6 separate regions of the Mus musculus genome follow, and regions 1, 2, 3, 5 and 6 are each linked to region 4. A link is a loop called in an ENCODE intact Hi-C map of the cell type or tissue named here. Cell type or tissue: heart. All regions are shown on one strand. Links, peaks and the distances in the headings refer to the core of each region. The heading gives the core; the rest is flanking DNA. Region 1 holds the start of Btbd18 (BTB (POZ) domain containing 18). Region 2 has its middle 14 kb from the start of Gm19426. Region 3 holds the start of Ube2l6 (ubiquitin-conjugating enzyme E2L 6). Region 4 overlaps Tfpi (tissue factor pathway inhibitor). Region 5 overlaps Ctnnd1 (catenin (cadherin associated protein), delta 1). Region 6 overlaps Ctnnd1 (catenin (cadherin associated protein), delta 1).

Region 1 (5,361 bases), core at 917-4,916, 210 kb before region 4:
CCATTGCTAGGAACTGAACCATGGTCCTCTTGTAAAACCGACACAAGTGCTAAACTAATCCCTCTAGCCAACCCCCCCATGCCCCCCACCCCTTTTGTTTAGTTTTGTTTGTTGAGACAGTCTGGGCATGAAACATGACTTAGCACAGGAAGGTACTAGCAGCCAACCAAGCCTATAGACCTGAGTTCCATCCCTGAAGCCCACTCAATGGAAGGAGAAAACTGACTCCTGCAAGTTGTTTTCCGACCTTCACCTGTATGTCGTGGTATACCTCCCAGCCCACAAAACAAACGATATATGTTTGTGTGACAAGCATGGGCACACACAGGAGCAGCATGCATGAGTACACCTCACTCTGTAGCCTGGGCTGTCCTTGTGATCCTTTTACATCAACTTCCTAAGTCCTGCCTATCTTCAAGATTTACTTTTTTTTTTTAAAATCCAGGTTCAATTATATATTGAGTACTCCATCCACACAGATGCATATGTACCACATGTGTACCAGTTGCTAAGAGGGCACTGGATCCCCTGGAACTGGACTTAAGGACGGGTCTAAGCCAACATGTGCCTGCTGATACATAAGCAACAAATGTCTTTAGCCAGTGAGCCGCCAGATCTTTACAGCCCCATTCTAGTTTAATTTTAGGGGTTAAAAAATGGTAACAGTTTAACTTTTTTAAAAAATGGTTTTATGTTTTACCTACATATTTATCTGTACACCACATGTGTGAGTTGCAGACAGTTGTAAGCTGAAATGTGGACTCTGGGAATCGAACCAGGTTCCTCTGGAAGAGCAGTCAATACTCTGAACCATTAAGCTATCTTTTCAGCTTCCCAACAATTCTACTCTTGAGAACAGTTTTAGAAGGGCTGTGGATATAGCTTATTTTGTAGAGTGCTTGCCTACAATGCACAAAAAACGCAGGATTGATCCCTAGCTCTGCATCAAACTAGGCATGGTGGAAAATTCAGGAGGCAGGAGAATTAGAAGTCCAAGGCCTTTTTCAGCTACATAGAGTTTGAGGAAAACCTAGGTTGCATAAGACCCTATCTCAAAAACAAACAAACAAACAAACATGCGAACTTATTTTAAGCCAGGTGCTAAAAGAAAGCCTTTAATCCTAGCCCTAGGAAAGCAGAGTCAAGTTTCAAATCCCTGAGCCTGAGGCCAGCCTGGCTTACAAAGCAAGTTCTAGGTCACCAGGGCTACATAGTGAGACCCTATCTCAACAAAATAAACACTACTACCAATAAAACCTCATACCCTCCCAAAAATAATTGTCCTGGAAACAAAAAGCTTTTTGTCAGCGAGATTATAACATATATAGCTAATAATATTCTTCTGGGTTTACAGTTTATCTCTGGCCTTGAACTCATTTTTACCTTGTTTGTTCTATAGTAATTTTTCAGCTCAACCTCGGTTAATTTCTTACCCTCTGCCTGCAGAAGGGCATCACAAAACACACCACTCTGCTGCTGGTGATGAAGCTGTAGAAAAGCTACCCGGAGGAACCGGGGGTTCCTGTACAGGATTTTGGAACTGGCAGGAGAGCACATGTTGTATTTGGTTAATAAACCTTCTAGGTTTTCCTGGTTCAGATTCCTGTGGGGAGATAATATATTTCAGAGTTAAGATTAACCCTAACTTATGTTTTTGTCTTTTAAATGGCAAAAAAAAAAAAAATTAAAAGCTAATGAGTTGAAGAAACACAAGCTGAGAAGTTACCCCGAGGATAATGTCAAGAAAGACTATTATGACAGGGGGAGTCTTGGCTCCGTTCTAAAGTAGCATAGCTGTATTAATATCATGCAGGTAACCTAACTTCTCAGAGACTCATTTTTCTCATGCATGAAATGGAAATAACAGTACTTACCTTGTAAGGCTTCTAAAAATTTTTAAATAAGCCAGACATGGGGGAGCATGTCTAAAATTCCAGTTCTTAGGAGGCAGACATCCATCAAGGCCAGCCTAGGCTATATGAGACCCTGTCTCAAACACAGAATAAGAGAATGGTGGTACATGTCTGTAATTGAAGCAACTGAGACGAAAAGGCAAGAGAACTGTGAGTTTGAGGTCAGCCAGCATGGGCTGCACAGGGAGACTGACTCAAAATTAAATGAGTCAATACAGGCAAGATTGCTTAGTCCAGTGTATGCCTAGTACAAAATAACTATCTCCTTAAGTGTCTGTCTGCTATCTTTGTTTGTTTGTTTTTTGAGACAGGGTCTCTCTGTATAGTCCTGGCTGTCCTGGAACTCACTTTGTAGACCAGGCTGGCTTTGAACTCAGAAATCTGCCTGCCTCTGCAACCTGGGTGCTGGGATTAAAGGCGTGTGCCACCATGCCCAGCTCTGTCTGCTATCTTTATTACTCAGTTTTTCTCATTCATATTAGCACCAAGACCCAACTCCTGTAGTGCCAACTACTTGCATTCTTCCTGAGCACCACAGCTCAGAATACTCTAAACCTCACACTTTCAAAAGCTCTAACTGCTAGCTATAAAAGTGACTCTGCAAAGCCATAAGCACTTCCCTTTCACTTATTACACTAACCAGCAGAGGGTGCACAATCGAGACAAGACAGGATGTGGGAGGTCTTGCAGAGAAACAAGAGCAAAGTGAGTTGTTGACTGACCAAAGTGAGCCAGACTGGCCTCATCAATTTGCAATACTGTGGACTTTGTGTCCCTGGTTAACTGCCTGGCTAACAGTGGAGCGAGGAGAGGTAAGCAGTTGACTCTTCTCCACCAAATAAAATGAATATTCTGACCTACACGTCTAGTTTGTGTGTGTGTGTGTGTGTGTGTGTGTGTGTGTGTATGTGTCATGACCACTTCCCCACCTCCACTCACCGTACAACTGTGCGTTCTTTTTCCGGTACCGTTACGTAGTTTTCTGTCAGGTAGCACTGAAGAGTCCAAATAGTTCACGTCAAAACTATCAGGAAAGAAAAGAGCGAGTAAGTAAATTAAGAAGGCGAAGCGTCGGGCGTGGTGGCGCACGCCTTTAATCCCAGCACTAGGGAGGCTGAGGCAGGCAGATTTCGGAGTTCGAGGCCAAGCCTGAGTTCCAGGACAGCCAGGGCTAAACAGAGAAACTGTCTTGAAAAAACAAAAACAAAAAAAGAACGCAAAGCATCAGCTGGGTTTGGTGGTCTGGTGTCCTTATGTCTGCAATCTTAGCTATTATTCAGGAGGCCAAGGCAGGAGTATTATATGTTTCAGATCCGCATGGGCAATTTAGCGACCTCCATTCTCAAAATAGAACTTGGGTAGAGGTCTTGCCTGGCTTGTGTGTGGCCTTATACTACGAAAGAGGATGGGAAAGACTACTAATTTTCATCCCCGCCCTTGGAAATGTAGAGGAGCGAGGCCCCAGTTGCAAGGGTGAGGGAAGGATTTCCAAAGCATCAAGGCCTTAGCCGTGTCCTCAGACCCAACCTGAAATTGTTCTGCAGTAGAATTTGTTCCTGTTGTCCTCACTTTCCTCCGGTCCTCTTGTCTGCTTGCTGGTCTCCTCCTAATGTCCAGCCTCAAGCCGAAAGGTTGCGACAAGCAGCAGAGGTTGCCCCCACAACCTCAGCGATCCCCTCCCACTCCAGAAACAAGAAAATGAGGGTTAGTGGCGAAACGGTGGCACAGAAGGCCCTGCAAAGCAGGTCACCCCCACACGCCTGGGGCCCCCAGGCCCAACTCCTTTGAAGAAGGCTCTTCGGCGCGAGGGGTGCTGGGAATGGAGCAAGGCGCTAGTGGAGGCCTGAAATCAGGGCTGGCCCTCGCGGTCACCGCTGGCTTCGTCCACACGGGTTCTGTAGTTTCTCCTTGGCGCCCTCGGGCCGCTGCGGGTCTCCAGCACCCACATGCACTGGGAGTGATGACGACGAGGTCTGAGGCCACGCGGCCCAGGCTAAACACCGCGCGCTGCCAGCCTCGCGCTCCGGGCGTCGAGGGTTCCTGACTGCTTCCTTCCTCCCTCCGCGCGTCCGGAATACGTCATCCTCATTGGACGGCCGCTCCTGGGCGAGCCAATCAGACGAGGAGGGGCGCCTTGGTGGGAGGCGAAGTCTCCAGGGAGTTGACGCCGAGGGGAGCCGGCTGGGCTGTGGCGAGAGGTAGGGCACATGGGCCTGCATGGGAGGGATTCTTCTGGAATCTGCCTTGGCCCAGAGCACATGGAGGACAGGGCCAAGACTTCTGCTTAAATTGGGAGGGCTTCGAAGCGGTTGAGGTACTTTTTTTTTTTTTTTTTTTTTTTGGTGTGCGTGTTCTTCTTGAAGAGGCTGCAAATAACCGTTGTCCTGGCTAGATCCTTCTAGATCTTTTGGAGAAAAAAAACCAAACATACGTTTCTGCTTGCAAGATTGCTGATTAAGATAGGTATTTTCTAAGAAGAGACAGGTTCAGAAAAAAAAAAAATACGGACTGGTTTCTGACCACCTTTCCCCCTGCTCCTCGCCCCCCCCCCCCCCCCCCAGGCCCCATGGATTCAGTTCCAGTCCTGAATCTCAGAGAAGTGGTGACTCAAGTTGTGGGGAGGCTCAGATTCTGACTACAAGCTTTTCAGTGATGGTACTAAAAACAATGATTTAAAAAAATTGTTTTTTCAAGGAATGAGTTTAGCATGGTAGTATATGCCTTTTTTGGTGTTTCGAGACAGGGTTTCTCTGTGTAGCCCCGGCTGTCCTGGAATGCACTCTGTAAGTCAGGCTGGCCGCAAACTTAGAAATCCACCTGCCTCTGCCTCCCAAGTGCTGCTGGGATTAAAGGCATGTGCCACCACTGCCTGACCTTTTTTGGGGGGTGGTGGTGGTGATGGTAGTACACACCTTTAATCCCATTTCTAAGAAGGCAGAGGCAGGCAGATCTCTGACTTCCAGGCCATCCTAGTCTCCATAATGATTTCTAGGACAGCCAGAGCTATGTAGAGAGAACCTGTCAATACACCAAAACAAACAACAAAACCACCACTAGCTGTCATGGTGGTGCACACTATTAGTCCCAGCAGAAGCAGAGGCAGATGTTTGTGGGTTCAGGCCCAGCCTAGTCTACAAAACGAGTCCAGGACAGCCAGGGCTCTGTCACAAAAAATCAAACCAGAACAGTAGAATTGATTGAGCAGGTACAATTCCATTGTGGACTATTCTGGGGGAAGTGGAAGGAAAATATTTTACCCACTTATTAGTATATTTTTATCAAAGCTAAAATAATGTTTAAGAAATAGATTTTGTTGGTTGACTTGGTTTTTCGTTTCTTTTCTTTTCTTTCTTTCTTTCTTTCTTTTTTTTTTTTTTTTTTTTTGAGACAGGGTTTCTTTGTGTAGCCCTGGCTGTCCTGGAACTCTGTAGACCAGGCTGACCTTGAA
Region 2 (5,361 bases), core at 717-4,716, 300 kb before region 4:
ACACCATGTCTCTACTTCTTAAAGACAAGACTCTCAAAGTCATTCTGCAAAGAGTGTAGATGTAAGGATACGTGAATCACTCTGGCCACATTGCCAATCTAAGTGGTTGTACATGTTTGTACAGACTTACAGCAACTCCCTCTAGCAAGTTATTGCTCTGAGCCTTTCCTTATGAAGACCAAGGGGATGTTTCACCAACTGAAAGTGCAGAGAGAACCAACTTTCAAAAATTGTTCAATGACCTATACACACCACATTCACACATGCCCTATAGGTATAAAATTTTTGCAACCTACTTTTAATAAGGGTTCAACTTCTCCTCTAGCCCACTACTCAGAAGAGGTAGAAGAGAAAAGTTATTAGGATATGGAGGAAGTGGACTTGTTCAGTAATCGTTCTTTGGAGGGCGGGGTTGAGTTTGATCTCCTTGGGCAGCAGTTCAGCCCTGCAGCAAACACCAAATAGGACTCAGCAGCTGCAGACCCGTCCTCTAGGCAGGCAGACACCAGGCAGCTGTAGTCCAATCCTGAAGAAACTGCCAGGCTCGCCAGCTGGCCTGAGGCGAGGATGCAGAAACAACAAGCCTTGGGCAAGTTTCTCTCAATGGCAGCGTTATCACAATTGAGCTCAACAACTCTATGTAAGGCAAACCAATACCTGCGTGTCTTTAGTGAAGAATAGCAAGGCGGAGCATATTAAAACAAGACTTTGCTCGTCCCCCACTGTCTGTGGGGTCATATTTATACTCCTTCATCAAGCATCATTTCATGTGTCTGCTATATCCAAACATCCTTTCATCTGTACCTGCCTCAGGAAAACAGTCTTCCCTGTGTTTGCTTTAGCAAGACATCCTTTCACTTGGGCGCCCCAGCATAACATCATTTGACATAACTAACTTTCCAAAGAACTAGAAATTTCTACTTCAATACCCTGCCACATACACACATATACCACACACACACACACACACACACACACACACACCCCACACAAACACATCACACACATATATACATCACACACACCCACAAACATATACATATCCCCCTGCATATACACATACACCACACATACACACTAACCTCACACACACCCCACACAAAGACACCCTGCACACATATACATCACACATGCATATTCCACACACATACACTAATATACCCACAAGCACACTTACACATACACATACATAAACACACACACCATACACATACATCACACATACACATACAAGCTCACACACACATACACACATATCAATACAACACACACATCTACAACATACACATACCACACACACACACTCTAAACATATACACATACCCCACACACACACATACACACCTACTCTGTACACACACCCCAAACAAACACCACACACATACACACACACACATATACACTACAGACATGATACATTATATACACATACACCCCACACACAAATGCACACATGCACCACACATACCATACACTCACACACATACATACACCTCATACACACGCCAAACACCACACACACACACACCTGCACCGATAATGATAATAATAGTAATAACAATATTTTTAAGGGAACCAAGGAGAAATATGGGCTTGTTGCTTGTCTGTAATAATAGTGCTGAAGAGGTTGAAGTAGGAGAATTATTGAAATTTTAAGGCCTACATAGTCAGCTATAGGCTAACCTAGGCTACAGTAAGACCTTGTCTTAAAAAGAACACAAAAAAAATCCTTAGGAAGCAAAGGCAAGTGGATCTCTATGCATTTAAGACCAGTCTGCTGGACACAGGGCACACAGGGTATTTCAGAACAGTTGGGGCTACATAGAAAGAGCTGTCTCAAAAAACTAAAATGAAAAAGCCGGGCGTGGTGGCGCACGCCTTTGATCCCAGCACTTGGGAGGCAGAGGCAGGCAGATTTCTGAGATCGAGGCCAGCCTGGGCTACAGAGTGAGTTCCAGGACAGCCAGGGCTATACAGACAAACCCTGTCTTGAATTTCCTCTCCACCCCAAAAAAACCAGAAAACCTAAAATGAGCCAGATGAGGTGGCACATACCTGTAGACCCAGCACCCAGGAAGCAGAAGCAGAAAGTTCTTGGTAAGTTTAAGGCCAACCTGGTCTACAAAGTGAGCCCAAGACAGCCAGGATTGTTATACAGAGAAACCCCGACTCAAAAAGAACAAAACAAAACAACACCAAAATGAATTCTTTAAAAACATTTTGTTGACATCATAATACTAAGAACAAATTTGATACATTCAGCTGTAGGCTGATTGCTTTGGTTTTTCTTCTGCTGCTGACATCCTTAATCCCAGTTCCAGCAACACGTGTATTTTTGAAAAAGACAAGCGTGTTGCAGAGAAAGACATATACTCCTAAAATACCCACCTTGAAGCCCTACTTTAGGGCAGACAGGGTCTTATAAATCAGCAAACCCACTCCCATGATCCTGTTCCCAACCAAGCACCTGTGTGACATTCTAATAAAGATCAGTGGGTCGTGGTTTCTGTACAATTAGCATTTCTGCCACATGATGGAGCTATTGAAGCTTTGTCTTGCATACTCACGTGGCCATTACCCTTGAATTTTGGTTGGTCCAGACTAATTTCCTTCTCTCTTCTTTCAAAAAATGAAAAATCTCAGGAATTGGCATACAGGTTTTGTATGGGGCCATGACATCTCCATATAGTTCTGGTTTGTTGTTGTTGTTTGTTTGTTTGTTTGTTTTACTGTGTATGGGTGTTTGGCCTTCATGCCTGTATGTCTGTGTACCACATGCATGCCTGGTGACCACAGAGGCCAAAAGAGGGTGTTAGATTGAAGAACCTGCCTGCCTCCATCTTAGGCTCAAAAACCATCTTACAGTAGAAATAAACTAGGTTCATTTCTGTTTATGATTAAACTGTTTTTCATGAATTGGGCTATGCCCCACCTGTAACCTTAACAGGTTCAGGTTCTGTACTGCCTGTTTCAAGAATGGTAGTCACGTCTTTGTTTCAAAAAGTTAGTAATCATTTGCAACCCTGTCTTTGTTTCAAAGGGGTTGTTATAGCTACCTTGTCAGGACTACCTGTTGTTACAACTACCTTGTAATCATGTTTTTGTTTCTGAAGGTTGTTATAACTAACAAGTTATGCTTATGTTCTGCTCCTGTAAGCCCGCCTATTTTTCTTGCCAAATCCCCATTTGGAAATTCCCTACCCTTAAACTATAAAAGTCTTGTCTTCCTCATATCCAATACTGACCTCTCAAACCCTGCCTTAGGAAGAAACAACCTGTGTACACAAATAGAAAGCTTGTTTTAATTAATTGCTTGCTTTAGTTAATTTGGCCATGGTGGTCACAGAACTGGAGTCACAGAAGGTATGTGCTGCCCTGTGGGTTCTTGAAATGAAGCCCGAGACCTCTGGAAGAACAGTCAGTGCTCTTAACCACGAAGCCATCTATCCAGCCCCGAGTTCTGATATTTCCACAAGTGCTGCTGAAACCAATAGTGATCCACAATCTTAAGTTGCCCAATATGGATTCATACTTTGATTCCTGGACAAAGGTATGGGTGAGTAACAGAGTACTTGTCTAAAACACAAAAAGTTGGAGTTGCATTCCCGGACAACAATAAACAACCAACCTTGCAAAGTTTATAGTTCTCACCAGCTCATCTGCTGTCTCAATAACAATACTCTCAGGTTCTACTGAGACTCTGGAAGGTTCCAGACCTCTGAATCACAACTCTCCTGGTGTCCACCAATGCTCAGGGTCTTGTCCTAAGCTATAGCTGGTAGACACAATGGTATCAATAACTATCTAACACAAAGTCCAATGTTATTTAATTTTAGAAGCCAGCTTGACAGGCTTATGCCATTATCTTTGGATATGTCTTTGAGAATGTTTCAGAGAAGACCGGCATGTGGATGCAACGGACCAGTGTAGAAGACGTACCCTTGGTATAGATGGGGACTATCCAGCTGGCTGCAAGCACAGATGAAGCAAAAGGGTAAAGGGAGGGGCTAGTGGTTAAGTGTAGCTGCTTGCGGCCACAGGAACTGGGTTCCTGAGTGAGAGGCCAGAGCTGTAAAGGAGCCAGCAGAAGAGAGAAGAAAGGAGACCAAGACAAATTTCTGATCAAAGTCCAATGTTTACTAAGAGTCTGTGCTTATAAAGGGGGAAAACCCATCTCCCACCCGATCCACTCTTGATGCCTGTCACCAGCCTGTAAGCAATTAGGCTGACAACACTAGTTTGGCAGTAAGATGTCAATCGCCAGTTTGCTGGCTGTCTCAGGACTTTCTCAGGAAGACAGGTTCAGCCTCTCAGCAGGGAGCAGCATCTTGGAGAAGAGCAGCAGTGGTGACAAAACAATGAAGCCATCTGGGTCAGAAGGCTCCACCCCAGGTGGTCTCATTCTCAGTGGCAGCAAGGTCTGAATCAGCCCGCTCAAGGCTGGGGGAGGCTACAGTGAAGAGCTCTTGCAGAGGACCAGGGTTTGATTCCAAGCACTCAGAACATGGCTCACATTGTCTTTAACTCCAGTTCTGGGGGCCTGGTGTGTCTTCTGCCCTCTGTGGGCACTTGGCATGCATGAAGTGCACATACACACACGCAGACAAAATTACACCCACACCCTGGGCAAATGAGATCTCTCGGTGGGGATAAAGCACCTACTACCAAACCTGAGGATGACCTATGTTCAATCCTCCAGACCCACAAAGTGGAAGGAAAAGAGAAAACCAACGTGTGCAAGCTGACTCTAACTTCCATATTCATGCCATGGCACACACATGCCCACCCATGCACACACTAAGTAAGTAGGGAAGGTAATAACAATTTTAAAAACCACCTGCACACATAAATACAAAAATAGAACATTTTTAAAATTTAGGGTAAAGGAAATGAATTAGTATTCACTCTGTTTTCTAGTGCTGGGACACACTTGTGTGGTTAGACATTAGAGCACTAGATTGTCTGGCTTGTAGAATCCAGCGCTCTCACCAACAGTTTCCCGTTCTCAGACCTTTGATCTCTGAGAGTTGCATCACAAGCTTCCTTGGTTCTGAGACCTTTGAACTTGGACTGGACTGTATCACCAATTTCCCTGATTGTCGAGCTTATTAACAGCCTGTCATGGAACTTTTCGTCCTCCGTAATCATGGAAGGCCATGCCCTTAGGAAGTATCCTTTTAGCATGGTGTGGTGGCATATGCCTGCTTCCCATCCTTGGGAGGTAAAGGCAAGAAGATTGGGAGTTCAAGGATATAGCGTCAGCTACACAGCAAGGTCCAGAGTACTCTGAACCCTCTCACAAACAAAACAAAAACAAAACAAAAACCACTAACCAATCAATAGACTAGGAAAACAAAAACA
Region 3 (5,361 bases), core at 702-4,701, 350 kb before region 4:
CAGCACTGGCAGAATGAACGGCAGAGACATCACGCATCCATCATCACCACCACCTTAGGGTGATCCAGGCTTCCCAGGTGAGAAACTGCACATCACCCATGGTAACTAGGGGACGAGAAGTGACACACCTTCTCAGAAATGTGGCTTAATCACCAGAGATCCCTGAGTTCTCTCAAGAGCAGTCTACTGAACATCGCTGGCTGACCCTTGACTAAGACAGAGTGCAGCCTCAAGAACGCCTTTGGAGTAATGGAGGGAACGAATCCAAGGCCATGAATAGTGTGAATGGCACATAACCAGGAAGGAGGAGAGTGGGAACACTCCACAGAGACTGTGTGCTGTGCTCAGAGATGGCTCTTGAAGAGTAGGTAGGAGCCCACCAGGCAGAAAAACAGGGAGCAAAGACAGAGAGCCCAGACAGGACAAGCATGTGCAGGTCCCCATGGAACACTAATAGCTACTATAGGAAAAGGGCTTTATGGCTAAGAACATTTGGGAAAGCTGAGTTAAATGGCTTCTTCACTGCAGAGCAACTCAAAGGTTTTGGGTTTGGTTTGGTTTGGTTTGGTTTGGTTATTGCAGTAGTGGAGATGGGACCAAGGACCTTGAGCAAGATAGGTGGTGCCCTACACCACACTCCCAGCACACTCAGGGTCCCCATTATACCATGGTGCATCTGACCAAGGGACCTCACCCACAGGACTCCAGTTCTTCTCATTTTGAGAAGGGGGTGGTGGTTTGAAAAACAGTCACATATTCAAGGCAACGCTGGGGACAATGAATAGATACAAACTAGTGGTTCTGATCCAGGGATGTGTTTACCTATCAGGACGCCTTTGCCAATATCTAGAAACGTTTTCTATTGTCACAGATGGGGTGAGTGCTGCCACAACCCAGCGGGTAAAGTCCACGCTGATGAAACATCCTAGCTACAGAGAATGATCTGGTCCCAAATGTCAACAGAGAGAAAGTTGAGAAAGGCCTGTGTACATGCAGGTAGAAAGTTCCCCTAAGCCAGGGGCTTGGGGGTGGGGTCCTTCACTGCTGTGCATCATCTGTACTCTGACCCCCAAGTATATAAGCACGCCACACTCCCATTCATCACTAAACCCATCTTCCATATGTAATCACACTAACAAATGGCTTCTCATGCCTTCTACCTACAGCCATGACCATTCATTGCCTATTCTATCTTACCACAAGCATAACCCATGCCATAGCTTGGGCAAGAACAAAGGCTTAGGTATAACATAGATCTTGAATGGACATTTTTCTGGGCTGAAGATGCAGCTCAGTTGGTAGAGTGTTTGTCTAGCGTGCACAAAACCCTGGGTTCAATCCTCAGCACTGTACAACACTTGATAAAGCAGTGCACATCCATGATCCCATGTCTTAGGGAATGAGATGGAGGCATAAGAATCCTGAAATTAAGCTGGTGAGATGGCTCAGTGGGGAGGTGCACTTGTTGATCTTCCAGAGGACTTGGGTTCAATTCCCAGCACCCACATGGTGACTGATGACTGTCTCTAGCCCCAGTTCCAGAAGATCTAATGCTCTCATTTGCTTCTGCTAGGCATGCAGGTAGTTAACAGATATATATGCAGGCAGGACATCCATACACATAAAATTAAATTAAATGATTTTTTAAAAATTAAAGGCCATTGTTAGCTGCATATCAAGTTTAAGACCAATCTGAACAACACAAAATGGTATTAAAAAAAAGTACCGAAGGGAAATTTTCTCTCTTAACACTTGAATTTTCTGTGTTTTGATGAATTCTGACGAACTTTCCATGATTGCTGAAACCCACACCAGTGCACACAGCTCCTCCCAAAGCCAGCTAGTAAGTCACCTGACTTAGGAGAAATGAAAGTGAAGGCAAACAGGCAGGAAAAGCCCTGTGAGTTAGACTCTTATCAGTCTGGGCTCAAATTCCAGCCCCATTACTTCTGCAGAATATCACTGGCCAGCCACGTTACTCTCCCTGATGTCTCAGTTTCCTCTTCCATGAAATGGGAAGACACAGTTATCTCACAGTTGTTCTAAGAGTTAAATAAAACAAACTGCCTGGTGCTGACAATTCCGGAGCAACAAAAGCCAGTCTACCTTTTAGCGTTGAGGTAGCAAATTACCCTTTGCCCCATTTAGTACCAGCCTAAAACCAACAAAGTTTAGTTCTGTTTTGGGTCTGCTCTGGACTTCTCCATCTCAAAAGAATTTTCTTTTTGAAAGATGAGGCCAGCTGGGTGGCACACGCCTTTAATCCCAGCACTGGGGAGGCAGAGGCAGGCGGATTTCTGAGTTCGAGGCCAGCCTGGTCTACAAAGTGAGTTCCAGGACAGCCAGGGAAACCCTGTCTCGGAAAGAAAGAAGGAAAGAAAGAAAGAAAGAAAGAAAGAAAGAAAGAAAGAAAGAAAGAAAGAAAGAAAGAAAGAAAGAAAGGGAGAGAGAGAGAGAGAGAGAGAGAGAGAGAGAGAGAGAGAGAGAGAGAGAGAGAAACATGAGGCCAGCAACCATCCCTTCTGTCTCCTGAGGAAGCCTTCCCCTCAATTCTGCAGACTAGAGGAGCACTTCGGGGAGACTCAAAGCCTAGCGGTACCAGCCCTGGCTCACGAGCATTTCTCCTCCACGATCTCTAATCCTGGCTCCATTCAGCGGTCTAGACATTCCTAAGGAAACTGCCCTTTTTTCATTCTTTCAGATAGTACCAAATAGTGTCTCATAGAAATGAACGTTCAAACGGAACAAGATTTCTGTTCCTTTTCTGCTCCTGCTGCCTGGCACTGGGCTAGTACAAAGTAGGCGTTTAGTAGCTGGAGCAGGACTGCATACAAATAACCTACTCAGAGCATAAATTGTTACTTCTCATCCAGGAACTAGTCTGTACGTTTTATTTCACGGTCTGTCCATTCACCACCCCACCGCCCAACATCACTCTTCTGTGGCCTCGGGTAATGTAGGTATCAAATTATGGGTGTATCCACTAGGCGGAGCAACAGAGCCCTTCCTGTGCCTTAGATAAGTTCCACTAATAAATTTCCAGCAGAAATTGAAAATGAAACCAGTTTGGAAAGCCCAATACATTGGAAACCATTTGGAAAGACCAGTTCATTCTCGTGGCCAGTACAGCTGATGACAACTTTTTTTGAAGCTGATGACAACTTTTTTTTCCAGACCTTCTCAATCAGGCCCCCTCCCTTCCTCCTCTCTTTCTCCCTCCTTCTCGCGCGCGCGCGCGCGCACACACACACACACACACACACACACACACACACCGCGCCTTTCTCCTCCCATTTCTCCATTGGGAAAAGGTGAGGATACCTGAGTTTCAGCCAGCCCTGGTACCCAAATAACAAAAAAAGCTCAGAGAGCAAGGGGGCAGGGGAGGGTTAGGGCAGGGCGGAAAGGTTAGGGCAGGGCGGGAAGGGGCACAAGGAAAGGGTCATCCTACATAGGCTTACTTTCGCCACTCGCTTGCTGGCCATCATCTCGGGTTGGAGCGTGGGGCACCAGCAGATTCCAGCAGGACACCGCTCTCTGAACTGCAGCTCCCGAGCCCCGCCCACGCTCCACTCCACCCACACCGACTCTAGCTGCAAAGACCTGCTCCCCACCCCTTTGGTGGATATCTGGAGGCTGCAGTCGAGTGCCCAGCTTGGCGATCTCGTATCTCAGCAACTCATGCTCCTTGCAGATCAGAGACTACGTCGGTGGAGCGCACTGCTCCTCTTGGTTCCTGCATCTTGCGGGGTACATCTCGTAGAAGCCAGGATGGGATTCATCTCCAGCCTCTGTCAGCTCCCCGGACGCTGAGAGCAAACTCGCCCAAAGCACAGATGAGATACTCTTGATGCAAAGTAGCTCCGGGGCAGGGCTCTCTGCGACCTCCGCAATGGAATTGTGAACCTACCACCTCTAAAGAAAGTCTCAGAATCCTGGGCCAAGTCACTTTGCCTTTGTGGGTTCAGTGCTCCGTTCTAAAAGAGAGTGGGGGGGGGGGGGTCAGTATAGACTTTATGTCCTCCGAGGACCGCTCCCTGAGTGGTACAGTCCAGCAGATGGGCAGAAACGCAGCGATGCTTCTTTTAGGTTGCTTGGTGCCCGAGCACCACTAGAGGACGCTGTTGGACTCATTCGCTTTTATTTTGGGCGTTCTGTGTTTTACTCTACTGAACACATAGAAAGTGTCTGCTGTGTGGCAATTTGGGAAAACGATGGGTGGCTGAAGCCTCGAGATAGATTTCAGGAGCCTATTATATTTTATCACCAACTGATTACAAACTATGGAACTACTGTGTGTCCAAATGAACAGCCAAGAAGTCTCTAGCCCTCTGCGCAAGAGTAAAGACCCCCCTCATCCCAGCTCAAGTCGAGGCCAAGGTGTAATAGCAGCCCCCAGCCTCTGGAAGAAGTTCTAGAGTTAGAAGGGAATCCACCTACCTGCCTCACCCATTCCAGCCCAGAAATTAGCATATTTTGAAGCCCAAGATTTTGACCCAGTAGGTCACATGATTTTTATTTTCCTGTCCAGGAACCAAATATCTGCTCTGCTTACATATAGGATGTGCTTGAAAAATGATTCTGGGGCTGGAGAGATGGCTCAGCAGTTAAGAGCATTGACTGCTATTACAGAGGTACTGAATTCAAATCCCAGTAACCACATGGTGGCTCACAACCATCTGAAATGAGATCTGACGCCCTCTTCTGGTGTGTCTGAAGACAGCTACAGTGTACTTACATATAGTAAATAAAGTAAATCTTGAAAAAGAAAAAAAGATTCTGGGTTCTTTTTTCAGTTCAATAACTTTAACCAGATACCTTCTAAATGCCAGCAATAAGCAGGACACCATCAGCAATCCCTAAATATAGTTTGGAGATAAGGGCATTTGAACCCATTTCTGGTTAGTAGTCTTAGTTAACACCAAGTGCCAGGTACTATCGATGGAACACATCAGATGGAGAAATTGTGGTGTTTGTCCTCTGAGGGGCTCTCAAGCAGTTGAAACACAGAGAGAAAATTTCCCTTCAGTATTTTTTACTTATTTATTTATTTATTTATTTATTTTCTATATATGAATAAATTGTAGCTATCTTCAGACACACCAGAAGAGGGCACCAGATCTCATTACAGATGGTTGTGAGCCACCATGTGGTTGCTGGGAATTGAACTTAGGACCTCTGGAAGAGCAGTCAGTGCTCTTAACAATTGAGCCATCTCTCCAGCCCCAGTATTTTTTTTTTAAATACCATTTTGTGTTGTTCAGATTGGTCTTAAACTTGATATGCAGCTAACAATGGCCTTTAATTTTTTAAAAATCATTTAATTTAATTTTATGTGTATGGATTCCTGCCTGCATATAT
Region 4 (5,361 bases), core at 465-4,464:
AAACCCAACTCCTGAGCCTGATGCCTTAGTTGATGGGAGGGAGGGAATGATGGCAGCCGAGAGGAGAGTCTTAAATCCCCACAGTGTCATGGAGGGTTCCCAACTATACGGTGCAGCTTGACCTTCCTTGCACTTATGAGCTTTTGCTTCAGTCTCAGAGGGCTAGGATTAGAGGGCGGAGTCCTGCAGCTAGCTACAGCTTGATTTAACATTGTAGACTTGACACTCTTTTGATCAACTAGTTGCACAGTCTTATCTAGGTTTGTTTTATTTCTGTTTAATTTTTAATTAGTTTTACAATACCAAGAGGCACGCAGCATGGGACCCTTAGTAAGCTACCTGTTGGCCCTCGATCCACAAACACTCTCCAGGGGAGGGACACGCTATCACCCAGGCATCCCGTGACCCTTGAGCATTCTGTATTTCACTGAGCTTTTTATTTGACATCCCAAGACACAGGGAAGAAAACCAGATTGTTACCCTTATGCTAGGAGATACAAAATATAAACACTCAATCACAAATATTCAAATGTAAATTATAATTCTATTTTTTGGCTACCTCGGATCAGATTCTTGTTATAATATTCGGCAAATGTTCTAGTTTCATGGGTACAGAAGGATAGTCCTTATTTTTAAAAACATTATTCTCAACTCTTCCAAGTGTAAGAAAAATTATCCTTACTCCTTCCCTGAGGTAGTCTGCTGTTCGCTCTTTAGTAAGCTCTTCAATAAATTACTATTGTAATTATTGTAAATTAGTGATTGCAAGCGTCATTAAAAGGGCCTGCTGCCCGATATATTGTTGTATCTGCAATAACAACCCAGTTCTTGATAGATACGTATTCAGGGCACAATTTTAATACTCAAAAAGGTTATCCCCATAAATGAAAACCAAGACAGGCATACACCTTCCCAAGAGTGGATGGCTGTGGATGTCCGAGATTAACCCGAGGTCTTCCTGTTGTCTGGGACATCCTGCTTAGGTGTGAACAGCAACAAGATCAATGCATAGAATATACTGATATAAAATTATGGTAACTTCATTAATATGGGAATTCTAAAGAAATAAGGTAATAACGAAATAAAAAGTTGATAGTGTTTTTGTCTTTACGTGGTTGCTATGAATTTAGCACCAGATTTTCATCAAAAATGAGTTCCAGCTTTATAAAGCAATTTTTAGAGTGCTATTGAGCAGACATTACTTTATTAAATTGAATTGTTTAGTCCAAGTATTTGGGTGAAATCTCAGCCTTTCAGGTCTGTGATAATCTTACTCTTATTATTGTGAATTATACCTGGTATAATAGCATATGAGAGTCAGTTCTCTCATCTGCACGTATAAGTCTAAGCAACTTGATAAAACCTGCATCACAAAGAACATCTACAAAAGTAGATCTGCTTTTTGTTTTTGTTTTTGTTTTTGAGATAGGGTTTCTCTGTGTAGCCCTGGCTGTCCTGGAATTAACTCTGTAGACCAGGCTGGTCTCCAACTCAGAAATCTGCCTGCCTCTGCCTCCCAAGTGCTGGGATTAAAGGTGTCTGGCATCACTGCTGGGAGATCATTAGATGATTTTATAACGAAGTTCCATGAGATTGTAATTACTCAGAGGAAAGTTTGCCGGTAATTACTGTAACTACATCAACAGCACTGAAGAAACAACTCTTTTGTGGTACACTGTCTCCCTCTTGTGGCCAACTTATTAAATAGCAGGCTGAACTTGGGCTCTGTGTCTTCCTGAACACATACCGACAGAAACGCTCTCTCTCTCTCTCCCTCTCTCCCTCTCTCTCTCTCTCTCTCTCTCTCTCTCTCTCTCTCTCTCACACTCACTCACACTCACACACACACACACACACACACACACACACACACACACACACACACACACACACACACACACACACGATTTCAGTAAGCAAGAGCTGATATAAGTCAGCCAGAGAGAAGCACGACAAAATCTGTGCTTAGCTCTCCTTCCGGTAACACTGTCTAGTTCTCAGCCCAGAGCGTGGGAGTCAAAGAATCAATCAGTGCTTCCCCGCCATACCCCAGGCCTGCTCAGTAGCCATCTCTCAGATAACTCTTGATTCAGTCAACTTGACGTTTGACACCACAGATATCTGATTTTACCAGTACTATAGGTGATTGGGGCTGAGGAGACAGGAATGAGCTTGACTTGTAAGACCAGGAACTGAGTTTTATTCCAGAATGAATGTAAAAATAAGCTGGACTTTGGCGGTGCATGTCTGTAAGTCCTGTAGTGGGAAGCCAGAGAAAGGCAGATTCCTGAGGCCCGGTGTCCCCAGAGCCAGCCAGCCAGCCTAGCGTGCCTTTTGAGTTCTAGGGTAGTGAGAGATTGCAATTGAAGAGAGACAGTCAGGGAGTATGTGCACCCCTCCACTTATGCATACCTGCAAGCATGTTCGCAAACAAGTAAATAAGTAAAAAAGGAAGAAATAAGTGGGAACATTCCAATGTCTTTGTTAGAATCATAACTTTATTAAAATATGGCCAGAATATATTAATTAATATTTAACTATAGTAATGAATTGCAAATGGAAGAAGATAGTTGAAAGTAGCCTAGATCAAATGTATGTAAAATATTTTCCAAAAATTCACATTTTAAAATTGTAGGGAATTAAAAAAATGGATTTATTACTAGATTATCATCTATGTACAATTTACACTTTGTTTTAAAATAATTTTTAGGTGAGAACTTTGACGTGATGTCCATTCATGTTTTAGTATTTAAAATAATGGTGAATGAAGAGAATGTTTTACAGTAGTGCTCATAGATTGTCTCTTAACAGAGCACTGCTGCCCTCTAAAGGACAAATTGGTTTATGCCATTTAAAGCCTCAAGTGCCTTCCTTATAGATCATATATAAATTATCAAACACGTGGAACATATAGGCTCGCTCACTCAGGTCGTTACTTGCATGGAACCCATAATAACCTGAATTTTCAGTTTTAATTTTCTCATTTAAAAATTGACGGTGGAAATTGTATATTTGGCAAAACAACAGCAAGGATGTTATCATAGTGTTGGGAGAGAGCTACACACGTGATGTTTTAAAATTTACCTTGTAGATTCTGAGCTGGGGTCAATGAAACCGCTACATACATTTTGTGCAATGAAGGCAGATGATGGTCCATGCAAAGCAATGATAAGGAGTTATTTTTTCAATATGTATACTCATCAATGTGAAGAATTTATATACGGGGGATGTGAAGGGAACGAGAACCGATTTGATACCCTGGAAGAGTGTAAGAAAACATGCATACCAGGTAGGTTTCCGGGAAGCCTGTGGCACAAGAGTTGGTGTGGTTGAGGTCTCAGTGCAGATTCAATAATTTTAGAAGAACAATGTGATTTCCCAGGAAAGCCTGCTGTTTACATTTCTAGGTTTCTGGCCCACTGTTGTTTCTTGATTTCATCCTACCAGTTATCATAAAATTATGAAGCTTCATTTATTATCTATACTGCAAAGGGAAGAAACCCATAGTCCATGGAAGACTTTCATAGGTACAATGACATTAATGCAGCGAGCGTACCTACCTGGGAGCTGGGCAGTCAGGAAACAGTTGTTTTTCCTATAGACTTGGCTGCACCTTTATAAGCAGCATGCTCCTCCAACGCTTTTCTCTGAAGATAGTGAGTCAGAGAACTGACCCTTAGGCTCTAAGGATAAATGTATTATCACATATAAACTTCTATTATTTGAGTAAGCTTAGAGTTTCTAAAACTGACCTAGAAATGAGTCATTTATATGAAAAATTTGTAATACTACAAAAAAACATCAAAATTGTATCCCTCCCATGTAAACTTTACCTGGTCTAGCTTTGGCATTGAATATATGGCTGAAAGACTATAAAGCATATAATGTGTGATTAAACTTCATTGGCATTCTTACTCTCAGTCACATCATAATTTTATAACGTTTTGATAATGATTGCCAATCTTACCATTTGTAATCCCACCTGGTGTTAATGCATAGTAGGGGAGCGACATGCAATGCAATATTATGCATCCCAAAGCTGCATGGAAAAGTTTTAAAAAGTTTCAACAAAAAAATCTGATATATATTTGAGGGGGTAGATGTATCTCGCCTCACTTAAACATCACTTAGTATACAGTGAATTGAAATATGACATAACACCCCATTGCTATGTATAATTCTACATTTCTATCTATCAGTTAAAACAAGTTTAGAAAACGGCAGTGGGATCTGGGGATTCAGTTCAGTGGTAGACTTTTTTGGCATAGCATTTATAAGACCTTGCATTTGATATGCACTAACATAATAGGTAAAAACAATAATAAAACAAGGAAACAAAAATGACTGGCTAAAATAACCTCTCTCTATAAAACTTGGTTCATTAGGGCATGTATGAGAATGCTAATTGGATTATGTAACTGTCCTAGTTGAAGATCAAGTCATAATAGTACATTGTCGATGACGGCCACTGATTCACATCCTTCCTTTGGCAGGTTATGAGAAGACAGCTGTGAAGGCAGCATCTGGAGCAGGTAAATGCTCACTTACGTGTCAATCAGTAGCAGTGATCTAAGATAGTTCTTATACACCCCTGGTGGGGTTCTCTTTACATCCACATGACGTCAGAGATAATGTTTTCTTAACTGAAAACTTAGACACTACAGACACTGTTCATTGGGAAGGCTCCATGGGCCATGAGCTTTGCATCTAGAGCAAAGCATCTAGGGCTCTCAGTCCGTGGGTCGTGACCCCTTCAGAGGGGTCAAATGACCCTTTCACAAGAGCTGCATATCAGATATCATTCATACCAGATACTTATATTACAATTCATAACAGTAGCAAAGCTACAGTTATGAAGTAGCAGTGAAATAATTTTATGGTATGGGAACTGTATTAAAGGGTCAGAGCTTTAGGAAGATGAAGACCACTGCCCAAGAGCCACAAGGCTTTTTTTTTTTCACAAGGCTTTTTAAATACCATGCAGATAATGGTTAAACCCTTGATTGTCTCATTCTTCAGTTACTAAGCCATTGTTAATCTCAGCACTGTGTGACTTTAGTAGATGTCATTGAAAAGATGTATGCTCTTGAGCTGTTATCAGCTCTGTATGCTGAAGTGAGCATGGATAAGTTAACAATAATTGCCGCCATCATTATTTACTGTGCACATACTCTTTTGAATGAAGATTTTTTTTTACTAGATCTAACTCTTTCAAAAGATTTATTATAATAATAGTATGATTGTGTTAAGAAAACCAAGCTCCGTTTTTTTTTTTTTCTGTCTGTTTTCAGTTTTGTGTTTATAATAGAGTCTTGCACTATTGGCTTCTTTGGCATAGTCCAGGGATATGCCAATCACCAA
Region 5 (5,361 bases), core at 428-4,427, 160 kb before region 4:
TCCTCAATAGTTGGTTTTCCTTTTCTTATTCCTTAAATGAAGGTCAAAAAAGTTGTGAAGACAATGACAACTCGGACAGTACAGCCTGTCCCCATGGGGCCAGACGGGCTGCCCGTGGACGCCTCAGCAGTCTCCAATAACTATATCCAGACCTTGGGCCGTGATTTTCGCAAGAATGGCAATGGGGGCCCTGGTCCCTATGTGGGGCAAGCGGGCACTGCCACTCTTCCTAGGAACTTCCACTATCCTCCAGATGGGTATGGCCGACACTATGAAGATGGTTATCCAGGTGGCAGTGACAACTACGGCAGTCTGTCCCGGGTGACCCGAATTGAGGAGCGGTATAGGCCCAGCATGGAAGGCTACCGGGCACCCAGTAGACAAGATGTCTATGGGCCCCAGCCCCAGGTTCGAGTAGGTGGAAGCAGTGTGGACCTGCATCGTTTTCATCCTGAGCCTTACGGGCTAGAGGATGACCAGCGCAGCATGGGCTATGATGACCTCGATTACGGCATGATGTCTGATTATGGTACTGCCCGTCGGACAGGAACACCCTCTGACCCTCGACGACGCCTCAGGTGGGCAGGAGTGGGGGAAGAGGTAGCTTTAGGGACTCCTAGAGGTCACTAAGCACCTGTCTGCTCTGAGGGCTCTTCCTCCTAGAGCTGATCTTTGCTGGCTGAAGATGCCATGCTGACTGTTTGGATGCGTAGTTGCCATGGAGGAAGATTTTACAATGGGATTGATTGGTCCTCACTCCCTTTCTTTCTTCCTTCCCTTTCTTTATTCTTGTTATTGTTGAGACAGGGTATCACTATTTAGCTCTGGCTGGTAGACCTTTTTTAAAGGACCCATTTTAGGCTTTGTGTGCTGTTCATTAGTGCCTTTGTCATGTCTCTTGTCGGGATTTCATATTTTTAAAAGGTTATTTTAAAAACTCTTACTTATGGGTGTGCACAAAAAAACATGTTTGGTCTTGGGCTGCAAACATTACTTTAAAATCAGGGTCTATATTTTCCAAGTTAAGAAATAAAGGAAGGCTTATAGTTATCTTGATAGTGAGGGTGCCCTGGCAGCTGTTCTCAGTCTTTGTAAGTAGGTTCATGACCTTCCAAAGCAAAGGTCTTGGCACTTTCCAAATGTATATTAGGTGGTATTGGCTAACCATAAACTGAATTAGTCTGGGACAGGAGTAGAGGCCCTATTATCTAAGCCTGAGTCACTGACACTCTTCAGATGGCGTGGTTAGCAAATTCAACTCCCATGTGACTCACCTTTTATTCCTAAAGGGGCACCAGATCTTAGCTGGTGTAAGCTAGCTAGGGTAGATAGATAGCAGCTATCATTAGAAGAGTCTGCCCAAGGAGTGGGGCTGAAGTCTGCTTGCTCTGACTTCCTCAATAGCCAAGAGAGATTAGACACAGGTGGGTGTGGATGACCAGACTGTTCCCTGCTGTCCTTTGAAGTGCCAGTCACATAGAGCGGGTTTGGGGCTTGGTTCTTGGGTTTATTCCAGGGTGACATTGAGTTTGGAATCCTGCTTGACTAGCAAGATTCTTGACTAGAAGAATTCTGCTTCCTGTTTCGGCCTTCAAGAATAGTGCAAGGTCAAACTTTCATAGCAAGGCAGTGATTAGTGGCAAAAGCACTGAACTTGAAAACCCTGGTTTTAGTTTGCCTCTGCCATTATCTATAGAGCCTTAAGCAAGTTATTGGGTCATTTGTGCAGTTTTGTTATTTGTGAAAGAATCTTGATCTACTGCCTATGAAAGAAGGAAGTATAAAGATAGACTTCCTTGAGTGACTGAAACAAAATCTGGCAGTGGCAATTATTTTTATAGTTGCTTGTCTTAAACAAGAAAAGTAAAATATGCTCAGCATACAGCCTAAAACACCATTCTCTCATGGACAGTTTGGTGTTTCTTGGGGTTTTCTTGAAAACATGTATCCTGTTTTCTCATTAAAAGGAAATATTTTTTCATATAGTGTTTAGCAATCTGCTTTTAAAACAAAACAACTTACTTTATTTTGTTTAAATGACATTTTAAGTTTAAAGGTGCCTTTACTATCAACCCCCTACTTCCCTTGGTTTTTCAAGACCAGGGCTGTCCTGGAGCTTTCTCTGTAGACCAGGCTGGCCTTGAACTCATAGAGATTTGCCCTGCCTTTGTCTCCCAACTACTGAGATTAAAGCCATGTGCCACTACTGCCAAGTCTATTTATTTTTTAATGAAATGATTTGTTCTACTGAGTTTTTTATTGTTTAATGATCAGTGTTGATACCTGTTAGGTAGGCTAATTTTCAATGTTTGGTGACTGTGGGAGTGGTTTTATGGAACAAGCAAGTCTTATTTGGAGAGTCCTACACAATAGAGTCCCCTATCCCAGTGGGAGCCCGGGGGGGGGGGGGGGGGGTTGGGTTGGTGGTGAGTGAGGTGAGCTCATAGATAATAGGGTTCTTCCTTTGTACTTATAAATAACAGTGTGACAGGCTCACCCTCTAGTGGGTATTGATGGTACTGAAACAGGAAGTGTTGCTTCTCATCTGACATCTTTCAGTTTCTTCTTCTGATCCAAGAGCTGGGACATTCCAATATATGTTGGTGTATAGGTGCCATTTGGCAGACATGGAAATGTAGAAGTTGAAGGATGGAACTCTTCTTGGAACATACCTGTCTGACTGAATAGCACGTGAGGCCCTGGGATGAACTGTGACAGCTAGTGTTCAAGTTTATGCCTCAGTAGTACTAAAGCTAACTCCTCAACAATATAGCCAGAAGTCCTCTGTTTTTCTTGATCAGTGCCTCTTCAATTTCCAAAATAGGGCGAGCTTAATAGTTTTGTTCCACTAGCTCTTTCCTGTGTGCGGATTCCTTGTGTGTTCTCTTTGTGATGAACGTTCCACATACTTGTCTTTCTCAATCAGCAAACTTCACAGGTTACTTTTTAAAATTTATTTATTTATTTATTTATTCATTCATTCATTCATTCATTCATTCATTGGTTTTTTGAGACAGGGTTTCTCTGTGTAGCCCTGGCTATCCTGGAACTCACTTTTTAGCCCAGGCTGGCCTCGAACTCAGAAATCCGCCTGCCTCTGCCTCCCAAGTGCTGGGATTAAAGGCGTGCGCCACCACACCCGGCCACAGGTTACTTTTAAGTTATTAAAATTGGACCCAGGGAGAGAGTTCAGTTGGTGAAATGCTTTTTGCACAACATGAGGACCAGGATTTGAGCTCCAGTACCTACATAACAAGCTAAGCTCTGTGGTGGCAGAGATAAGAGGATCCTTGGGTCCTGCAGGACAGTCAGACTAGTTTATCAGCAAGCTTCAGATTTGGGAAGAAACTCTGTCTCAAAAAAAAATAATAATAATAATGTCGAGGGACATTGAGAGTACTTGCACTTGCTCACAAAATTATTAAAAATTGACCATACAGAGGAGACACATGATCTCTGTAGAGCTGTGATCCTACCTTGAAGATGATTGGTAATAGGAATGTCTATGAAGCCAGATTTAACTGCTTGGTTCTTTGTTCTTTCAAAATTGCAGGAGCTATGAAGACATGATTGGTGAAGAGGTGCCGCCTGATCAGTACTATTGGGCTCCTTTAGCTCAGCATGAGCGGGGCAGTTTAGCAAGCTTGGATAGTTTGCGAAAGGGAATGCCCCCACCTTCAAACTGGAGACAGCCTGAGCTGCCAGAGGTGATTGCCATGTTAGGCTTCCGCTTGGATGCTGTTAAGTCCAATGCAGCTGCATACCTGCAGCACTTATGCTACCGCAATGACAAGGTGAAGACTGACGTGCGGAAGCTCAAGGGTATCCCGATATTGGTAGGATTGTTAGACCATCCCAAAAAGGAAGTGCACCTCGGAGCCTGTGGAGCTCTCAAGAATATCTCTTTTGGACGTGACCAAGATAACAAGATCGCCATAAAAAACTGTGATGGTGTTCCTGCTCTGGTCCGATTGCTCCGAAAGGCTCGTGATATGGACCTGACTGAAGTGATTACTGGTGAGTGCCAGGTTAGAGGTCACTGTTAATCTATAGACAGGTATGGATCTAGAACTTTCTAGACTCTTAACTTTTAATTAATTTATTGAATAATTAATTCTTTTTGAGTCAGGGTCTCACTGTGTAGCTCTGGCTGGCCTAGAACTCACTATGTTGAGCAGGTTGGACTTGAACTTGAAGTAATCTACCTGCTTCGGCCTCCCAAATTCTGTGATAAAAAGCATACACTACCATGCCTGGCCAATCCATTATCTTTTGATTATAGGTTCCGAGGTAGTGAGTAGCCTTGGGTCAAATCTGCTTTACAGATTTGATTGGATGACACATGACACACGCAATATTCTCCAACACATTGTGCATACCTGCATGTTTTCTTGTTTTTTTGAGGTAAAGTCTTTCTCTATGTAGGCAAGTTCTAGAACTCACTATGTAGCTTAGGCTGTCTTCTCACAGAGATCCACTTGCCTCTGCCTCCTGAGCTCTAGGATTAACGAGTGGGCCACCATTTCTGGTGCAGTCTGTTATTTTTGACCAACTATAGTAGTAGAGAAACTTGTTTTCCAAAGACACAAGCTGGAGAGCAATTGCCATTTATCCACAACCTTATAATCTGTTTTAAATGTGTACCTTTCTTGACTCAAGCAGCCTGTTCCATTTAGAAATTTGAGTTTATGGCCATTTATTTGGAATAATTTTCCAGATTATACAAGGTGATCCGTTTTGTGGGGGTATAATCACCATTCCAGAAAGAAAAAGAAATATTGGTTCTTAATTGGCAGGATATTTTTGCCCCAAGAGGACATCTCCATTGCTGCAGTTGCTTTTGGTTGTCATAACTTGAGGTTAGGTAGAGCATGTTCTTGGCATCCAATGAGTAAAGGCTAGGGCCTGATTAACGGGCAAGCATCCAACAATAGACAGGACAACTTCCCACAGCAAAGAATTATGTGGTCCAAAGTGACTGTGTTGCTGAGCTAAAGAAACTGGTGTAGATTGTTTTGTAAAGCTATTTGTGCCTATATTAAACTATACTATAAAATACATATTACCATGGGCCAGAAGCCTGACTAATACTACATGGAGTCCTAGACTCTGTAATGGGTAAATCTGTGGTCATTGACGAAGAAGGAATAGAATAGGGCTGCCTCTGATATTCTGCAGACATACTGTCTTGGGTGCTAAAGAGCTCTCTGAATTGTCCCTGTCAGGAACCCTGTGGAATCTCTCATCCCATGATTCAATCAAAATGGAGATTGTGGACCATGCGCTACATGCCTTGACAGATGAAGTTATCATTCCACATTCTGGTTGGGAGAGAGAACCTAATGAAGACTGTAAGCCACG
Region 6 (5,358 bases), core at 1,359-5,358, 150 kb before region 4:
ATTCTTTATTTTGTTTGGGTGTGAAGGTACATAAGTGGAGGTCAGAGGGAAACTTGAAGGGCTCAGTGTCTTCCACAGGTTGTTCCCAGGGATCCATTCGGCCATCAGGCTTGACAAATGCCTCTGAAAGGTTTCTTGTATTTGGGTGTCTATAGGAAGGGGTCAGAATTCTGCAAGGGCTTTCCTAGAACTGTAGGTTGTGATTAGTCTTGGCACATACTATGTGCTGAGTAAAACTTTATTGAATAAAGGCAAGGAAAGATGGCACTCCCAAAAGAAATGTCTACTTTATATAGATTCTGGTGTATTGGATTTTGACTTGGGTAACTTTCTAATTCCATATAGATAAGAAACCTGACCGGGAAGAAATTCCAATGAGCAATATGGGGTCAAACACAAAATCATTAGGTAGGTGGTGAATTCCTGTCTAATGTTGCAGAATAGTGTTTAATTGGGGTGAGTAGGAATATATTCTCTCTCTCCCTCTCCCTCTCTCTCTCTCTCTCTCTATCTCTCTCTCTCTCTCTCCAGGGTCTCAGGTCACATAGTCAGGTCTTGAACTCACTACACTTGAGTCTGATCTTGAACTCCTGATCCTCCTGCCTCTACTTCCCAAGTGCTGATATGATAGATATGCTCCACCATACCTGACTTACCATTTATCATCCTGAAGTGATTGATTATCTCATTTAAAAAGGATATCTGAAACTATAATACAATTTGATCAGTCTACTCTTTTTCTACATTTTCACATGTTGCTGTGGAGGGGACAATCTTGAACTTAAAAAACTTTTTAAAACCTTTTTCTTTTTTGAGACAGGTCTTTCTGTGTATTCATGGCTGTCCTGAAACTTGCTTTGTAGATCAGACTGGCCTTAAACTCACAGGGATATACCTATTTCTGCCTCCCCTGTGTTGGGACACTATCATGCCTAGCCAATTTATTTTATTCTGTATGTACGAGTGGGATTTTTTTTTGCCTGCATGTATGTGTGTTTACCAGGTGGCTCATGCTTTCAAACGTCAGAACCCATAGAACTGGAGTTAGGGCTGGTTATGAACCACCAAGTGAGTGATGGGAGTTGATCCAGGCCCTTGCAGTAGCAACAAGTGTGCTGAACTATCATCACTCTAGCCCCCTGACCTTGAATTCTTGATAGATCCTCTTCTTCCCACATATGTTCTCAGAAAGTCTCATGTGGCATATAACTAGTATAGCCCTAACTCTCTTTGTTTTTTCTCTTTACTCTCTACTGGTCTTTTTTTTTTTTTTAAGCAGGATTTCATAGCCCAGGTTAGCCGAGGATGACCTCAAATTCTTGTTCCTCCTTCCTATTTGCTATTCTATCTCATCATTCTACTTGGGTATATGAAGCCTTCTATGGGAATATCCTTCCCCTTTGTTCTTCTAAATTCTTTTCATTCCCAAAACCTAAACTCAAGTTGTGTTTTGCTTTATCAGTTTCTTTCAATTGTTAACATATTTCTCTGTCTTCTCTCAATTTCAGGGCTGTATCTCTTTTGTAGGCCAGGTCTCTTTAGTGTCACTCACCAAGGGATACACTGTTGTTTCTTGTTGTTATTGCTTTGTTGTTTTTGCAGTGGTGGGAATTGAATCTAGACTAACCACTCTACCACTGAAGTACATCCCCAGTATTGGGTATTTCTCATACACCATCTTTCCCATTATACTCAAGTTATGTGTAAGTGTTAAAAAGCACCAGTGTTTAATATCTTGTTGGTGCATCTAAAACAGTTCATTTCACAATCTAATTCACATATTCACATACATTGTATACTAGAAGGAATGTCTTATTTCTGTGTACTTTCTTCCTCTAGATAACAACTATTCCACACTGAATGAGAGAGGAGACCACAACAGAACACTGGACCGATCTGGGGATCTGGGTGATATGGAACCATTGAAGGGAGCACCCTTGATGGTAAATCCTTGTTATGTATTGCTGTGTATGAGGCTAATACTATTTTGAAACTGTATGATATATAAAATGGGAGGCGGCGGGAAGAAAAAGACAAATCTTTTTGGTAGGTTTTCTTTGATGCATCTTGATGGTTCTTGGGATGTTGCTCATTGGTTGTGTGGATGGATTTTGCAAGCGTTGCTGACGTCACTGACACTAACTAACCTGCTCTCGAGGACATCTCCCTGCTCTTGCACTTACCTGTTTAGGATGTTTGCCCTGTACTCTTAACAGGGTTTGTTCACTTTACAGATGTTGGGATTTCCCTTCCATCTGGCACACACTTAGAAAGTCTTACCTTGGTTCTCTTACTAACAAATTGCATGTGTTCACAGCAGGACGAGGGGCAGGAATCTTTGGAGGAAGAGTTGGATGTGTTGGTTTTGGATGATGAGGGGAACCAAGTGTCTTACTCCCCCATGGTATGTCCTCCAGTCACCCCTAAGATGGTCCTGAGGAAGGAGGTTGCTGTGTGCCTACTCTTTGCCAATCATGCTGATCTGATCAGGCCTGCGATACTTGTTTGAGCCGCATGGTACCCAAGGGTTCTACTTCTGTGATCACGACCTCTTCCCAGGCTGGGATGCAGCGGATGATCTGGTTCTATGTTGTGTGCTGCTTTCCTGCCTCCAGATTTGCTCAGCTGTGTATGTTTCCCCTGTCGTCCTGTCCTCAGCCTTAACAGCCTTCTCTTTTTTCCCCACAGCAGAAGATTTAGCGCCACTCTACCTGCTCCATATGGGCTTATAATATATTACTTTTATTTTTTGGTGGTGAAATGGACTGATGATTTTTTTCCTTTCTTCGCTGGACTATTGTGCCAACTGCCAGGCTGACTCCTACCCTTGTAGCCCAAATTGGCTGCCGTCATCCGTGAATTACCTACATCTTCCACTGAAGTTTAATTGTCCTATCCTCCCAGACCCTACTTCCAGTTTTCCCCCAAGAAACCTGACTCTGTTATTTGCATATCTTGAGAAACTGCTGCAGATTAGCTCTTTTTGCCAGCCTTCCCTGGAACTCTTGGCCTTGCATAGAGGGAGGGAGAGTGGAACTCTCTACTGGAAGCAATGGGAAGAACTGAAAATTACACACTGTCTGTTCAGCAGTCAGCATTCTGACAAACTGATGACTTTTAATCAAGACTATTTTTTCTGGTGTGGGGGGAACTTTTTATTTTGTTTTGGATGGGGAAGTGTGAGTTCTTCCCTTATCCAGTGGCGATTTTTGAAGCCAAGAAGGCTGGAAACATTGGCACATTCCACCTGGCAAGGGCCCTCAAGTAAGTGAAGTACTCCCCAACCTCAGAGTGAGAACTCTTGTTCCTCCTGTTCAAGGCAGGGACCACAAAGGACCTACAGACTCCATCTCTCTGTCAGCTTCAGGATAACCTTGGGGTGCTGTCCTGACCAAGGCTGTCCTTAACCCTCCTCTCCTACCCTGTGATAAACCTGCTAACTTGACCTGGCTGTTTTGCAAGATGCTTTGTAAAAAGGAGAATGCCATGGAACCCCCTGGTTGAGAAGAAACAGAAAGATTGTCTATTGAGAAGATGAACCTCTAGGAGGAATGTACATGAAGTGGTTAGTCTGAAACTGGCAGGAAGCTTCAGAGCTGGCTTTCCTCAGCCCCCTCACCCCATCTCTCTTCGTCCTTTATAAGCTTGTCCTCCCTCTCCTCCCCTTCCCTGGATTTGTTGGCCAACTTACAAGACTTGTACATAGCTCCTCCCCCTTTGCCCTTGTAAGGTAGGAGTTGCCCTGGCTTTGCCTCTTCTTTGTGCCTTTGGCCTGGGGTGCATCTCCTCCCTCTCTTCCAGGTGCCTTTCTTTGCCTCTGCAGTCTCATTTCTCATGATTTTGCAAGTTAGACCTTGTTATTTTCTTACCCACTGTTGACCCCCAGTAGCTGAAGCAAAGAAGAGGAGTGGTAACTTAGGGAACTTCACGTCCCTACTGGGTGTTGTTAAAGCCTCTGACATAGCCACAACAGGCTTCTGCTTAACAGTGTGCAGTTGGGATTGGTGAAAATCCATCCCGATAAGTCTCAAAGTGAGGCTGTTAGGAGGGAGTGCTGTGACTCTGACTCCTTAGTCGTCCCCAGTTCCCATCATCTCTGAAAGGCTACAGGGAATCAGGCCATGCCTCCATTACACCCTTTTCTGTTGTAGTGAGTGTTACAGCTTGGCTAGAGAAGCAGCTACTATGTGGGTGCAATTTTTTTTAAACATTTTTCCTTATTTTCTTTCCTTAATCTAAAAGCTCTATTCAATGCAACTGGAATTCTTTATCCCTCTTGTCCTGTTCCTTAATATATTGAGGCTATGGGGTAGGAGAAAAGTGCACAGCCCACCAACTCCTTTTCTTATACATTGCAGTCACCCCCTCCCCCCAACCTTTGCTTCCTTCCCATTTCTTCCTAGTCCCGTTTCCCTTTTCTGGCAAAAAGGAGCTCTGTGCTCTCTGTGACCCTCAGAGTACACTGCACAGGGGAGCCTCCCCCACCCACATCTATCTGCCTCTGGTTTTGGGTTCTCTTGTCCTCTTCTGCTCTTCCTGGTGCTCTTTCTTCTCGGTGGGGTGTGGGTAATAGAATAGCCATGGGCTTTGGGGACCTTTAACTGTTTTTTTGTTTGTTTGTTTTGTTTTTCCTTTTTCATTTATAAAAACACTAAACATTCAATTTCAGCAAACCAAAAATCCTACCCTCCCACCGAATACTACTAAGGGGCATATCTTCTGCTCTGTATCTTTTCTCTCTTTCTTTCTCTTGTTAATGCTTTTAAAAACAAATGAGTTTTTTATATAAATAAAAGTTTTTAAAGTGTGTGTGTGGGAGGTCTGTGTCATTTCTTCACTTCCAGCTGCACTTCTTCCCTCCTTTCCTTCTTAGTTACTTTGGTGCCGGTGTTGTTTTTCTATGCAGAGCAGCCAGAAGGCGGTTCGTTGTCTCAGGATGGGCTTACTTTAGTTTCAGTCCCAACTCTAATGAAGGAAGGTTCTTTGTAACACCCTCCCACTCCAGAGTCTTAAAAATATTTAATGAATGGCTGAAGTAGAGCATGAGAACTTTCTGCTATTAGAGTTAGAAAGTGAAGTGCATACCCTGGCTTCCCCATTCTTTGGGGTTCTCATACATCATGACAAAATCAGCACTAAGCAAAGCCCTCTAACGCTTGGCTCTTTTGAACACAACATATCAAATCTAGAAGATTAGAAGCTAGCAGTCCCAACAGCTACCTTAGTAACTGTGAAAGAGTTCAAAGTCCTCTGCACGAGAGCACTGATCACAGATCATGGCAATGCTGCTCAGGCCCTATGGAGTCGGTTGGGTTGTTTGGTAGGACATCCCGCCAAATTGTATATGGTTAACAGAAA

What was found. Peaks named below come from ENCODE experiments on the same cell type or tissue, not always from the same donor. Only the 100,000 strongest peaks of a DNase experiment are listed, where the experiment ranks them.
Region 1: a loop joins it to region 4, with 3 times the contacts of the local background. A loop is called at or near these places in 37 of 42 quality-filtered maps.
Region 2: a loop joins it to region 4, with 4 times the contacts of the local background. A loop is called at or near these places in 4 of 42 quality-filtered maps.
Region 3: it touches region 4 in a loop (2.9-fold over the local background); 8 of 42 quality-filtered maps call a loop at or near these places.
Region 5: a loop joins it to region 4, with 2.9 times the contacts of the local background. A loop is called at or near these places in 7 of 42 quality-filtered maps.
Region 6: a loop joins it to region 4, with 3 times the contacts of the local background. A loop is called at or near these places in 7 of 42 quality-filtered maps.

What each region holds. Positions count from the first base shown.
Region 1 is chr2:84,657,673-84,663,033 of GRCm38, reverse strand. Btbd18 (BTB (POZ) domain containing 18) reads right to left here and starts at 3,955. Exons shown (of 5, transcript NM_001145100.1): 1 at 3,441-3,955; 2 at 2,853-2,937; 3 at 1,875-1,986; 4 at 1,434-1,603. The coding sequence starts at 1,557. It also overlaps a transcript of Ctnnd1 not described here. In heart, for the core only: a CTCF peak has its summit at 2,549 (motif pointing right); no DNase peak of the experiment used is centred there.
Region 2 is chr2:84,756,126-84,761,486 of GRCm38, reverse strand. No RefSeq gene overlaps it. Among named protein-coding and RNA genes, the nearest start is that of Gm19426, 14 kb to the right of the region's middle. In heart, for the core only: a CTCF peak has its summit at 2,534 (motif pointing right); no DNase peak of the experiment used is centred there.
Region 3 is chr2:84,797,033-84,802,393 of GRCm38, reverse strand. Ube2l6 (ubiquitin-conjugating enzyme E2L 6) reads right to left here and starts at 3,566. Exons shown (of 4, transcript NM_019949.2): 1 at 3,462-3,566. The coding sequence starts at 3,488. In heart, for the core only: CTCF peaks have their summits at 2,985, 3,915 and 4,114 (motif pointing right); DNase peaks (open chromatin) are centred at 2,973, 3,563 and 4,093; H3K4me3 peaks cover 2,640 bases; H3K27ac peaks cover 2,535 bases.
Region 4 is chr2:84,451,728-84,457,088 of GRCm38, reverse strand. Tfpi (tissue factor pathway inhibitor) reads left to right here. Exons shown (of 9, transcript NM_011576.1): 4 at 3,092-3,289; 5 at 4,494-4,532. Among named protein-coding and RNA genes, the nearest start is that of Tfpi, 20 kb to the left of the region's middle. In heart, for the core only: CTCF peaks have their summits at 1,674 (motif pointing left) and 2,828 (motif pointing left); a DNase peak (open chromatin) is centred at 1,648; H3K27ac peaks cover 661 bases.
Region 5 is chr2:84,615,136-84,620,496 of GRCm38, reverse strand. It overlaps Ctnnd1 (catenin (cadherin associated protein), delta 1), which reads left to right. Exons shown (of 19, transcript NM_001085450.1): 5 at 43-578; 6 at 3,554-4,017; 7 at 5,226-5,361. Among named protein-coding and RNA genes, the nearest start is that of Ctnnd1, 33 kb to the left of the region's middle. In heart, for the core only: a CTCF peak has its summit at 2,519; no DNase peak of the experiment used is centred there; H3K27ac peaks cover 720 bases.
Region 6 is chr2:84,600,234-84,605,591 of GRCm38, reverse strand. It overlaps Ctnnd1 (catenin (cadherin associated protein), delta 1), which reads left to right. Exons shown (of 19, transcript NM_001085450.1): 17 at 346-408; 18 at 1,840-1,943; 19 at 2,689-4,811. The coding sequence ends at 2,700. Among named protein-coding and RNA genes, the nearest start is that of Ctnnd1, 48 kb to the left of the region's middle. In heart, for the core only: no CTCF peak of the experiment used is centred there; no DNase peak of the experiment used is centred there.